Regions from separate parts of the Homo sapiens genome. Here region 2 is linked to region 1. The links are chromatin contacts, found by Hi-C or POLR2A ChIA-PET in ENCODE. All regions are on one chromosome and are shown on one strand. The core of a region is the stretch at or near the end of the contact, and the rest is flanking DNA. Distances in the headings are between cores, read along the strand shown. Region 1 holds the start of AP2B1 (adaptor related protein complex 2 subunit beta 1). Region 2 holds the start of SYNRG (synergin gamma).

Region 1 (6,728 bases), core at 2,749-5,248:
AGTCAGGGTTTTACCATGTTGGCCAGGCTGGGCTCAAAGTCCTGACCTCAGGTGATCCACCTGCCTTGGCCTCCCAAAGTGCTGTGATCACAGGCGTGAGCCACCACGGCCAGCCTCTTGAAGATTTTTCTAATGACATCTTTACGAAATCTACCTCTGTCTGCTAGCAGTTGTACCTTGAACGAGTTTTTTCTCTCTCTCTCTCTCTCTCTCTCTCTCTCTCTCTCTCTCTTTCTTTTTAGAGACGGTCTCACTCTGTCACCCAGGCTGGAGTGCAGTGGCATGATCATGGCTCACTACAGCCTCAAACTCTTGGGCTCAAGTGATCCTCCCACCTCAGCCTCCCAAAGTGCTGGGATCATAGGTGTAAACTGCTGTGCCCAACTCTGTAACCAGGTTTTTCTAACCTCCTCCATTCCTTATGATTTAACCCAGCAGTATAGTTATCGATTTGGTGATGAAATTTGGGGAATAGGTCTAGGCTAGAGATAAGAGATTTTGGAGCCATATATGTAAGAAAGATAATTAAAACCATGGTATGCTAAAGGGTTAGTGTAGAGAAAATGTATGAGTATAGAACTAAACTTGAAAAAATTGGCTGAGTTTGGTGGCTCATGCCTATAATCCCAGCATTTGGGGAGGCCAAGGCAGGAGGATCACTTGAGCCCAGGAGTTGCAGACCAGCCTGGGCAACATGGCAAGACCCCCTCTCTACAAAAAAAGAAAATTAGCTAGGCGTGGTGACACATGCCTGTAGTCGCAGCTACTTGGGAGGCTAGGTAGGAGGATTGCTTGAGCCTGGGAGGTCAAGGCTGCAGTGAATTGTAATGGCACCACTGCACTCCAGCCTGGGCAACAGTGCAACACCCTGCCTCAAGAAAGAAAAAATCCTTGCCACTGTTTTCCTCAGATACCATTTCTGCTTTCTTTGGTCATACTTTCTTATGAGTTATCTGCAACTCCTGTTTTTATTTCCTCATTTCTAATCCATCCTCAAACATCTGCAGTATGACTTTTGCCTTCATATCTCTACTGATTTCTCAGCAATAACATCAAATACCTCCATGTTACTAAATCCTGTAGACACTTTTTAGCCCTTCTCCTGTCTATGGCAACTAATATTGTTGATCACTTATTTATGCGTTTAGTCAACATATATTAATTTGTGTGTGTGTGTGTGATGGGGCTAGCCTCATGTGTGCAAGAGTGAACAGATTGGTATAGTCCCTACTTTCATGAAACTCTGAAAACATCCTAAAATATACTATTCTGCTTTTCCTCCTACCTCTCTGACTACTCCTTCTCAGTCCTCTTTGCATTCTTGGGTTTATCTGTTTCTACCCCAAGCACTCACTCTCCACATTCTTCATGAATAATGTTCATGCCCACAGATTGAATTATCATCTGTATGCTCACAGTTCACAAATTTAACTCCAGATCATTCCTTATCTTCAGACACATATAATCAAGTACCTCTTGGGTAGAGATCTTCACTCTAACCTAACGTATAAAATGAACTCATCACCTCCCTATTCTTCCCCAAACTTCTGCCATTTCTTATATTTTCCTATTTTCAGTGACTAGTACCACCGTTCCTCCCTTGCCCTAACCTAAAACATAAGCCTTATCAGCCCTAGTGTCAGACTTCCTGGGTTCAAATCTTAATTCTACCTTTGTGTGTGTGTATGTGTGTGTGCGTGTCTGTGTGTGTGACTGCAAGCTCCGCCTTCCAGGTTCATGCCATTCTCCTGCCTCAGCCTCCTGAATAGCTGGGACTATAGGCGCCCGCCACCACGCCCTGCTACTTTTTTTTTGTATTTTTAGTAGAGATGAGGTTTCACCATGTTAGCCAGGATGGTCTCGATCTCCTGACCTCGTGATCTGCCCGCCTCAGCCTCCCAAAGTGTTGGGATTACAGGCGTGAGCCACCGCGCCCAGCCATCTTAATTCTACCTTTTAACTTCTCTGTATCTCTTAAAATAGAGGAAGTAATAGTACCTACTTGGTTATCAGGTGGTGCGGATGTAAAAATGTACTTAGCAGAGTAACTGACATAAAATCATAATAAATATCAACAGTTATTTGTTTAAACCACCATCATCGTGTGGCTGGATCATGTCAACAGTTTCCTGAGTGGTCTCCCATTAGATTATGAGCCCGTGATGGTCCCAAAAGGTGAAAAGAAGGGAGATTGGTCCATACTTTCACCCAAAAGTGGAAGAGAATGAAGTTGGAAAAGCTTTCGGATTGATGCTATATTTTGAAAATAGTATTGGTTCATTTTTCCTTAAAATATATGCATTTTTCAGAGAAAGGAATGGAAAATAAAACAAATATAAAGAAGATAACATTTGTAATCAGCACCCAGAGGGAACCACTAATAGGTATATATACTCCTCTGGATTTAGAGTTTTGTATCTTTTTTTTTTTCTTATTTCAAAGCATTTTTCTGTATCATATTTTTCAACAATATGATTTAAAAGGCACATCCCAACATAGAAATAAATACATGTTCATTGTAGAACACTTTGAAAAATACAGAAAAATATTAGGAAGAAAAATAAAACTCTCACTATCCTGCAATAACCACTTTTAACGTTCTGCTGAATATCCAAGCTTTTTTTTTTTTTTTTTCTTTTGAGATGAGTCTGGCTTTGTTACTCAGGCTGGAGTGCAGTGGCGAGATCTGGGCTCATTGCAACCTCTACCTCCTGGGATCAAGCCATTCTCCTGCCTCAGCCGCCTGAGTAGCCGGGATTATAGGCGTGTGCCACCACCCCCAGCTAATTTTTGTTTTTTCAGTAGAGACAGGGTTTCACCACATTGGCCAGGCTGGTCTCAAACTCCCGACATCAGGTGATCCACCCACCTCAGCCTCCTAAAGGGCTGGGATTGCAGGTGTAAGCCACCACGCCTGGCCTATCCTAGCCTTTTTTTTCTATACATATATAGTCATACTGTATACTGTATTGTTTGGTGTCCTTTTTTTGCTTAACACTTTATGAATTTTCTGTCATAAAATATTCTATAACATTATGCAGCTATCTGATTTACCATAACTGTTTGCATTCTCTCACCTTATACCTGGCTTTCTAATTTCCCCTATTCCCCTATTTTAATAACAGAGGAAATAATAATACATGAGTATGTTATACAAAATTTTAATGTACTTCTGATCACTTTTTTAAGAATGAAGTTTTAAAATACTGAAACACTTTTTGACTCACAGAGTTCATAGGCAAAATGTGAGAAAAATCATCACTTTGCTCTCCATCCTTCCTTACACCCTGAAATTAACCTTAGGGACAGCTAGTTCATTTAACATCATCAATCTTGTTCTCCAGTTCCAGGTCCTGGAATCTAGCTCTTAGTGTCCGAAAGAAACTTACTTTTGTGTAAGCACACCTATTATATACTAGGCACTTTACCTAATTTATCTGGTTTAAACTTCACATGCCCGAGAGAGATACTATCATTGTCTTCATTTCACAGATAAGAAGGTTGATGAGACATTAACTGTCTCAGTCACATTCAGGGTAGGGATTCAAACTCACATCCAATGCCTCCTCAACCTCTTTTACGTGCAGCACTATCCTCTAGCCCCACTGCCCGTATATAGGCCTGGGCTATATCACCATTGTCCGCCCTTGAGCCTGGAAGGAAAATGAGCTGAGGGGTTTTGTTTTTTCAGAAAGGAACAGGATATTTCATCATCTCTATGTTTACGTTTTTCAGAGAATTTCTGTGCGAGGAAACAAATCCATTGTCAGCTTTTTAAAATATATCCCTTTGGAGTAGCCACTTAACATCCTCTGAGGCCCAGATGGGCTAGCTTGCCGGGACCAAAGGAAATCTTTGGGTCTGGAAGGCGACAAGAGATCACAGGCTTTCTAGGTCTACCGCGCACCCCGATGACGTCACGCGGCGACGTTCTCTGACGTCAGAGTTTCCTGCCCACCATCTTTGTCCCTGGCAAAGTGGGTTTTGCGCAGTGGCTTAGACCTAGAAAAGAATCGTGACGGGCAGGAAACCATTACACCACCACCTGGGCTGTGCTCTCCGGCTCCCGCCGCCACCCCCGCCCTCGCCTTCGCCTCCGCCTCCGGTGAGTTCAGGGCGGTTGCCTTTAGGGTGTGTCCCTAATTGACGGGGTCGGGGACGGAGAGAAGGGTAACACCAGGCTGGGTCGGAGACCGGCGGAGGCGAGGAAATCCTAAGAGCGTGACCGTTGATGATGCAGGGAACCGTCGGGTGTGACCATTGAGAGGGAAAAGGTTGGAGAAAGGGTCTCTACCATGATGCCTGTGGTGCGGTGAGGGAATCCTCGGGTGTGGCAGCAGGTAGTTGGGGGCAGGAGGGGAAGATGTGTTTCGGAATTGAGGGTTTAGGGGGACCAGAGGCCAGGGGTGTGGCTGATAGAGCCTGGAGGCCGTGGGGGGAACCGTCTTTCTTCCCCGCTCGGCGTCGTTCACTGAGAGGCTGAGACGTGTCCAGCAAGCCAAAGGGAAAAGGGATTCCCTCAAAGGTTTGCTCATTGATGGGCGAACGTCGTCTCTCGGGTAACTTGAGGGTAAGAGACAACCTCTTCCCTGCTCCGTAATGGAGGAGCATATCGCTAGAATCTTGACCACCTGGGGAAAGAAGAGGCATTCCTTACTCTTGGAGGAAGGAAAGAGTAACCTCCAGAATTGACCCGATGTAAGAGAGGGGGAAGCAAATGGGGGCAAATCTTAACCCAGCATCTTTTTTTTTTTTTTCTTTTTCTGGGCTCTGCAGTAATGGTCTGGTTTGGGAAAGGCTGTAGATTAAGCTGAAAGTAAAGAAACTGGAACGTCCTGTTATTTCCTTATCATTTGAATCCAAATCATTTGTTCATGCTGCTTGTTTTCAAGAGTAGTCTTCTATTGGAGGGGTGGGGTGGGGGGGGACAGGCCTTTATTGAACTCACGCGGATGCTTCATTAAACTTTTGACTTTTATTTTATTTTATTTTTGTATTTTTAGTGACAGGGTCTTACTGTGTAGCCCAGTCTGGTCTCGAACTCCTGGGCCCAAGCGATCCTCCCGCTTCGGCCTCCTAAAGTTTTGTGATTACAGGCGTGAGCCAGCGCGCCCAGCCAAACTTGACTTTTGAGAAGAAAAAATGTTTTGAAAACTGCCAAAGACTTATCATAACCATTGTGGTTTAAAAGAAAGTAAATGCATTAAGCTTAGAAAGGCAGAATGACTAAGAAAGAAGGTGGTCTCAATGAGAATCAATTTAAATGATTAGTTACCTTCCTTGTATACTTCAATTGCTTAGCCTCAGGGTACACTTACAAAGTAGTAATAGAAAGCAGCAGATGAAGGAGGTGCAGCTCTATAAGAAAACGTGTTAAGACATTCCAGTGATGACTAAGCGTGCTGGTAAGGTGAGAACTGTTTGCAGTATCTTAGCCGTTGAAACTTTCAAGGAAGCAGAAAGGATGATGTATAATGCAAACATCCTCACTAAAAGCTGGGTGGTAAAATCAATATAAATCTAATATTCTGACTGTGTATGAAGAAACTCAAGGAAGTCCAGTTCTTTCATTCTTTCTTTCCTTAAAAGATCCATATTTTGAAATACTAACTTTTTAGGCACAGGTTTGAACGAAGCTGAGCAAGGAATATATTAAATAGGGCACGTTCTCCTTTCTCTTGTCCTTTCTTTCCTTCTAGCCTTAGGTTTTCCAGAGTTTAATGTTATTTTGGTTAAGAATTAGATGTAAAACTTTTGAACTCCTTTGCTTCGTTATAATATTAAGAAGCTACTTTGTAGTCTGTTATGTTTAAATAGAAATCACAGGTGATTTTAGCTTTTGTGTCTCATAATTTCTTATGAGCAAGGTAATACCTGATGATGCTATTGTCTTTGCATTATTACTGAATATTTGATTAGAAATGAATTTGGCACCTCTCACCTTTATAATAAAAGATTACTGGAATGACATTTCTGCTTTATAATTTGGTTAACTTTGGCCAGTTTTTCACTATGAGCACTGAGCTTTGTAAAGTCCCACTTTGTGAAAAGAAGGGTTTAGTGACTTTACAAACTAATTTAGCTTCCCAGAGAGCCATTTGAATTAAGACCCTATTAATTTTTTTCTGACCTTATTCTACCCAAGGTATTAATCTTATTTTGCTGCTCAGTTTCTCTTTTGGGGAACTGGAGGGAGATATAGGAGAGGAGGGACTTTGACAACCTATATTTGGTAGAAACTAGGTTATGTTAAATCTGGATATATAGTCCTGTGCAGGGAGGCCTTCTCCGAAATGCAGTGACATCACACTCTGGTCGAGGGCAAGTAAGAGTGATTATGTGCTTTGACTCTGGCAGCTTTGTTGTTTAACAGTGGCCTTAGGCCATACCGTAAATCCTCAGAACAGCCGTTACTTGTCTGGTTTGATCTGGTAGAAAGGTAGTGTGAGTTCAAATTCCATCATGGCTTTGCTTATTTCTCTGGCTCTTCTGAAGGAACATTTTCTCCCCCCATAGGAGCAGCTTGATTTTTGAGGCACTTCAGCAAATATTAGATTTTTTTTTTCTTTAGCTCTATTTTGTTTACTTTTTCTGTAACTTCTTTTTTTTTTTTTTTTTTTGAGACGGAGTCTCACTCTTTCGCCCAGGCTGGAGTGCAGTGGCGCGATCTCGGCTCACTGCAAGCTCTGCCTCCTGGGTTCACACCATTCTCCTGTCTCAGCTTCCCG
Region 2 (6,922 bases), core at 3,801-6,300, 2.0 Mb after region 1:
TGGAGATAGCTTCTTTGCTTAAACCTCATAAACTGACCTGTTAGCTTCCAACTTTTCTTCTGCAGCTTCCTCACCTATTTCTCAGCCTTCAGCCTTTACAGAATTGAAGAGACTAAGGATCTTGCTTCAAATTAGGCTTTGGCTTAAGGGAATGTTAAGGGTGGTTTAATCTTCTATCCAGACCACTCACCCTTTTTCAATATCAGCAATAAAGCTGTTTTACTTTCTTAACATTTGTGTTTCCTGGAATAGGACTTTTAATTTCCTTCAAGAACTTTTCCTCTGCATTCACAACTTAGTTAACTGGTGTAAGAGGCCTCGCTTTTGACCTACCTCAGCTTTCAACACTTAATGACTAAGCTTTATCATTTCTAGCTTCGGATTTAAAGGGAGAGATGGGCGACTCTTCCTTTCACTTGAACACTTAGAGGCCACTGTAGGGTTAATCAGCCTAATTTCAATACTGTTATGTCTCAGGGAATATGGAGGCCCTTGGAGAGGAAGACCGGGGAACAGCTGGTAGGTAGAGCAGTCAGACTGCACAAAACATTTATCAATTACGTTTGCTGTCTTATACGAGCTGGGTTTGTGGTGCTCCAAAACAATTACACTAGTAACATCAAAGATCACTGATCACAGATCACCATAACAAATAATAATAATGAAAGAGTTTGAAATATTGTGAGAATTACCAAAATGTGACAGAGACATGAAGTGAACACAGGCTGTGGAAAAATTGCGCGGATAAACTTGCTCAATGCAGAGTTGCCACAAACCTTCAATTTATAAAAAACACTGTATCTGCTAACTGCAATGAGGTATGCCTGTATTCAGTTTTTAAAGACATTACTCATATGCTAAAATTGATACATTCAGGAGCAATGAATACATTTAAGTAATCAAGCTGTCAAGATTTTTAAAAATCAGGCTTAAACATTTAAATTAGTCATATGGCCTAGAGGCTCAAAAGAATTGGAAACTCGTGTATATTTTCTTTCTTCCAGCTTTGCCATAAAGTAACTGTGAAGCTCTGTGCAATCTCCTTTACCCCCTGTCTGGTTTCCCCTCTGTCAAATGAGGACGTAGAATCAAGGCTGCTAAAGTCTCAGCTAAGACAATCACATAGACATGAATACATAAACAGATGTATAAAGGTTACTTTGAAAATGAAATAAAAACAAAATACTGTCAAACATGACTTTCTCTAGTAAGAATTTAGCAAATCGAACTGCTTAGTGACCTATGAAAAATTCATATTTTTCTCTGAAATGTTTAGACAACTAATAACAACATGCTTAAAGATTGGTTAGATAAGCAGTTAAGGCATTAATAAGACAGTAAAAGCTTGGCAAAAAACTGGGCAGGAAGGTGACCAACAATTTAATTTCAAAGGTAAAACCACTAATTCTTATATTACTGACATCTCGGTATGAAAGCAGAGCTCTGTCACTTACCTATCTCATCCGTCCCTCCTTTTCAGTTACCTTTGCTACTAACCTAGATTTGACACTAGGCTTCACTTCTTAGGCCTAAACTCCTACATAAAGACTTCCTAATGGATCTCCCCACCTCCAGACTCTGGTTTCTAATTCATCTGATGCAGCACAAGTGAGAGACATCTTTCTAAATGATGGACCATTACGCAATAATTAAATGGTCCTTTAGCAAGACGCACCCCTGAAGTTAAAACTATGAAATGATTTCCCTGAAACTGAATTTCCTTAGTTTAAACTCAAGGCCCTCTCTAGTTTGGGCACAACTCTACTTTGCAGTTTTATCTCACAAAACTCTTCTCTGCCACTCAGAGCCACAGTCATCTGGCACTGCAGGTACATCGTTTCCTTAGTGTTGACTAGGCCTTCCCATCTCTGTGACGATCTCTTGACCGCTTCCTCTTCCTCTAACTCTGTGGGCCAAATGAAATACCACTTCTTTGCCTTTGATATAGCTGAAATCCACAAATATTTACAGAATGTTTTTTATGTGCAAAAATGTGCTAGAAGCAGTGAAAGAAGAAAAGATGAGGAAGCCCTCTAAAAGCTTGTAAAAGATCAGGAAAAAATAGACAAGTTCACAGATGATAACATCCCAGAAGAACGTGACCTCTTTGTTCCACTTTACTTTGTACCACAGTTATTTTGTACATTCTCCAAGGATGGGGACCATGTTTTGATGTCTTTTTAATTCATTACAGCATCAAGAACAGTACCTTACCCATGTAAGCATTCAATGACTACAGACTAATCCAGATCTTTCAACTCTTTTTTTTTTCTGCCTTGATTAAAGAAAAAAAAAATTTATACTTCTCATCTCTTGGGCAAATTTTGCCCTTTATACAACTCTACCATTTATTCTAAAGTAGCTCATCCAGGACACCAATCAAAAGTAGGGTAATATTAAATTTGGAAAACGTTATTGTGTTTTGCTTAGCCTCTTAGAATATAGAGAAGTATCTAAACAATACAGTCAGTTATAGTTCATGGATTTTCTCCATTAAAGGTGTAGAGAAGTTGCCTGTTTTTTTTCTTCAAATATACTTAGGTTGCCATAATGTTAAGTTTCCTTATAAAATAATTTCAGGGAGGGTGGGTGGCAAAAAGAAAATTAAAAAGGAAATAAAATAACTTCAGCCTTTACACCATTACTCTCTAAAAAAAATAATATTCCTTTTTCTATTGAGGATACAGCTTCTCAGCCTCAGAAAGTTGCCAATATATGTAACATATGTACCATACATTTTTCAAGGTAAGAATCATTTTAACCACTTCTTTCTCTCCTGTATATCGTTTACAGTTTTAGAATGCAGATGTTGCTACATTTACAAAGGGGGGAAATTTTAAAATCATTCTAATTTCTATCAAAATTCAACCCATATTTATTTTAAAAATTTGTGTCCATGGACCAATGATACTCAAATACTGCAAACTAAAGGGAATAATGCACTTGAATTTCTGAACCTGAGGTCCTCCCCATCCAAAAACATTTTTTAAGTAAATAAAAATTTGGGCCTAGATATCAATTCTTCTAAGTTTACATTTTCCCAGAACTTGGTGCCATGATTAATCATATACTTGATCAAATTAATACCATCCAGGGACATTTTAGAAACTGTAATCACATATAGGAAATAAATAGAGGATGCCGGGCGTGGTGACTCAAGCCTGTAATTCTAGAACTTTGGGAGGCCAAGGTGGGCGGATCACTTGAGGCCAGGAGTTTGAGACCAGCCTGGCTAACATGGTGAAACCCCGTCTCTACTAAAAATACAGAAATTAGCTGGGCGTGGTGGCGCACGCCTGTAATCCCAGCTACTTGGGAGGCTGAGGCAGAAGAATCGCTTGAACCCGGGAGGTCGAGGTTGCAGTGAGCCGACATCGTGCCACTGCACTCTAGCCTGGGTGACAGAACGAGACTCTGTCTCAATCGATCAATCAACAAAATTAGCCGGGCATGGTGGCGCGCACCTGTAATCCCAGCTGCTCCGAGGCTGAGGCAAGAGAATCGCTTGGACCCAGGAGGCAGAGGTTGCAGCGGGTCGAGATCACGCCGCCGCACTCTGGCCTGGGCAACAGAGCAAGACTTCCTCTCAAAAAAAAAAAAAAAAAAAAAAAAACAAGACAAAAGAAAAAGAAAAAACAAATAGAAGGGAATTATTACATATGTTTCTTCTCCAGCCAGAAACTGGCTTACACGAAGTATTTATTTTTTAAAAAACCCTCTAATGAAACAACGGAGAGAACAAAAGAGAAAGCAAAAAGTTTAAAAATCTAAAGTTAAAGATGTGCAGAGGAAATGAAAAATGGGGTTACACACAGGTGGTTTATTGAACAGCCACTGCTCGTTTCCTGACAAGCACCTGCAAGAGGTGATAACTTTAAGGTCCTTACACTTTTGTAGTGTTCACGACTCCGAAATTGAAACACTGCATATAAAAAAAAAACCTAACACTTCGTTTTCCAAAGACAATTTAGGATACTGAAGATGCAAAGCTACTTTTACCTCCAAATGTGTGTGCTGTTGTGTGTTGGTTAGTAAAACAAAATCAGACTAGGTCATTATAGAAGTGGAGTGAAAACTTCCTAGAATAAAATATTTCCTTAAATGATAACGAATCTGTCAGCTTGTAAAACGTACATCTCCCTTACCATTCTGGGTATAAGAACCACGGCAGTTCTTGGCTGAAATGTGGCAGAGGGCAGATTTGTTTAAGGGCTGAGTCTGGAAGCTTTGTTCTAATAAATGCGCAACTGCTGTTTAACAGTGCACTTTCTTTGTTTTTAAATGCCTTTTTAAAAAGAAGACAGACAAGTCTTAAGAGTTAGTGTACAAGACAAGAACTCTATCTCAAGACCATTACTAATTCAGAGGTCTTTAGATGTTCCTGCTGTTTGTCGCGGGTTAAGGAAATAAAGAGGACAGGACACTCTAAAAGGGGAAGAGACAAATAGTCCACACACACACCCCCCTTGGAAACAGTCCTCCAGCTTTGTGAACAGATTTTTAAAGCCCTCCCTCCAACATATCCGGTTAAGTCTAGAAAGCCCAAGGAAAGGGAAGACCCTGGTCGCTTCAGAGGCAGCTAGGACTAGGAGCGGAGTCGCGGTTCCTGATTTGCCCCGCCCCCCCCCACCCCAAGAGGACCCTCATCTTCTCTCCCCTCCCACACTGGGCGCGCGCTCGCTCCCCGCTCGATTCCAGGCGGCCGGCGCCCCCAACTGATCCCGGAACACCAGCGTCCAGCACCTGGGCTCCACACGCCCCTTTCGGCCTGGGTCCCTGGGGGATGACCCTCCTCCCGCAGCCCAGTTCCAAGGAAAAGGATCAGGGCTGGAGAAAACTGCCATAACTGCCAAGCGCCCCTCGCCGCCCCCGCGGAGGCCAGCGGGCTCCCGCCCGGCTCTTCACACCTACCCGCCTCCCCCGGCGGACCCCGCGCCAGCTCCCGCGGCCCCGCCGCCACCAGAACCAGCTCCTGGCCGCAGCGCCATCTTGCTCCCGACCTGCCGCTGCCTTCGCCGCCGCCACCTTATCAGCAGCTGTCAGCTGAACACAGCCACTTCCGGGTCAAACACCAGGCCCCACCTCGCCGCGGACCGGGCGATGGGGCGGGGCCTCGCGCCCACGTGACTCCCCCGGCCCTCGGGGAGGCGTGGCGCGCCCACGGCACGTGACCCGGCGCCGCAGGGGTCCCCCAGATTCAATTCTAGCTCTCGGGCTGGTGGGGCGGTCGCGGGCGCCTCTCCAAGGGAGCTGATTCATTGTCTGGTAGGCCCTCTGCAGGGCCCAGCTGGCGGCCCAGTGGCAAAGCGCCGTTGGTCCTCCGTTTGAAAACCATGATCGCGGTTAGTGGAAAGAGTAGGCTGAGTCCTGATTTTTAAACTATACGGTGGGTACACTGGTGTTCTTTTATTGTTACTCTTTACACACAAAGAACAGATAGGTCCTGAAGGGCCCTTTGATAGTCTCGCAGCACTGATGAGTGATCAGCTCTCCCCTCTTTCTCTGGAACTCGGTAGCTTCATGTTGGCACCTATCACAGACGCTGAAGGCATTTAAATTTTATTTTAAATCAACCAAGAGCCCAAAAACCCAACCCATATTTCGAAAAAACTCCAAGGTGTACTACTCTTGTTTGGTTCTGCCATCCTGCCACCTTACAGTCCTTTTGTTTTTCCTATTCTTGCAGGCAAGTGCAAAACAGTGGTTTTTGGAAGGCAATTCATAATTACTCTGAAGCTATTTCGGCATATTTTTTACTGATTTTTTTTTTTTTTGAGACAGGGTCTTGCTCTGTTGTCCAGGCTGGAGTGCAGTGGCATGATCATGGCTCACAGCAGCCTCAGCCTCCCTGGCTCAAGCGATCCTCTCGCCTCAGCCTCCTGAGTAGCTGGGACCACAGGCATGCACCACCACACCGGGCCAATTTTTTTTTTTTTTTTTTTTTTTTTTTTTGTAGAGATAGGATCTATGTTGCCCAGGCTAGTTTCAAACTGCTAGGCTCAAGCTATGCTCCCACCTCGGCCTCCAAGTGCCAGGGTGTGAGCCACATGCCTGGGCTGTGATTTTTTTTTTTCTTTTAATCAAACTACTGTCTGGAAGTAAAACATGAAAGTTGAGTAATTTTCTCAAGCACGTAGTTTGCTTGCTAACAAGTAATGGATTAATTAGCTTTACGTTTTCACTCTTGTCTCAAGGTTTTTACTGGGTAATAATTTGTAATAAGTTATTAGGCACAAACCACTGGTCAGGAACTGTACACGCATTTTAAAAAATCCTCAGTATCCTTAGGAGTTACAATTGGCATCTTACAGATGAGAAAATCAAGGTTAGAAACAGTTACTGTCATTTGTCCAGATCATACAGCTACAAGCAATGAGGATCAGGATTCAAATCCAGGCCAGTTTGACTCTAAAGTCCTTGCTCATTTCACCAGAGCCAGCTATTCAATTTTTATGTTTTTTCTTTTGCTGTAACTGCCTGTTCACTAATTTCACTCCTTCCCTTCCTTGTGTGAAGCTGAAATTTATGTAGCACATAGTTCCAACTGCTTTGAAGGAGCTAAATTTAGTATTAATACACTGACTAAGTTGATACAGGTTACTGTAGATACTTTAAACAGACACAATAAAGTCAAGGATCATAGATGTGACCTCAGTTTGTCCTGGAATCCTTTTTGTTCCTCTTCTTTGCCTATTGGTTTTTACATTTGCAGGATTCAACTCAGGATGTCGGCCTTCCATGACATCCCCAATCTGGGTTAGATGCCCTCTTGTGATGCTTTAGCATCATGGCCTTACATCTAACAGAGCACTTGCCACACTAGTCATGTGCTACATGATGATGTTTTGGTCAGCCACAGACAGCAGATACAATGGTGGGATGAGAAGTGGGGGTGGAAGACAGTGAGACTGATGATCCTGAC

Evidence for each region. A loop is a pair of places that touch in the nucleus more often than their neighbours do. ChIA-PET counts read pairs that join two places held with the same protein, here RNA polymerase II (POLR2A). Pooled maps may share reads with other maps.
Region 2: a map of B cell shows a loop between it and region 1 (18-fold over the local background). The contact joins the promoter of SYNRG here to the promoter of AP2B1 in region 1. A Hi-C loop is called at or near these places in 1 of 168 maps with a recorded cell type or tissue (B cell) and 10 of 50 pooled maps. POLR2A ChIA-PET finds 5 or more read pairs at or near these places in 2 of 52 experiments (A673 and CD8-positive, alpha-beta memory T cell).

What each region holds. Positions count from the first base shown.
Region 1 is chr17:35,583,324-35,590,051 of GRCh38, forward strand. It overlaps AP2B1 (adaptor related protein complex 2 subunit beta 1), which reads left to right and starts at 3,999. Exons shown (of 22, transcript NM_001030006.2): 1 at 3,999-4,105. RefSeq lists enhancers at 3,806-3,975, 3,945-5,144, 4,406-4,515 and a silencer at 4,056-4,175.
Region 2 is chr17:37,604,368-37,611,289 of GRCh38, forward strand. SYNRG (synergin gamma) reads right to left here and starts at 5,051. Exons shown (of 22, transcript NM_007247.6): 1 at 4,912-5,051. The coding sequence starts at 4,988. It overlaps DDX52 (DExD-box helicase 52), which reads right to left. Exons shown (of 15, transcript NM_007010.5): 15 at 5,372-6,922.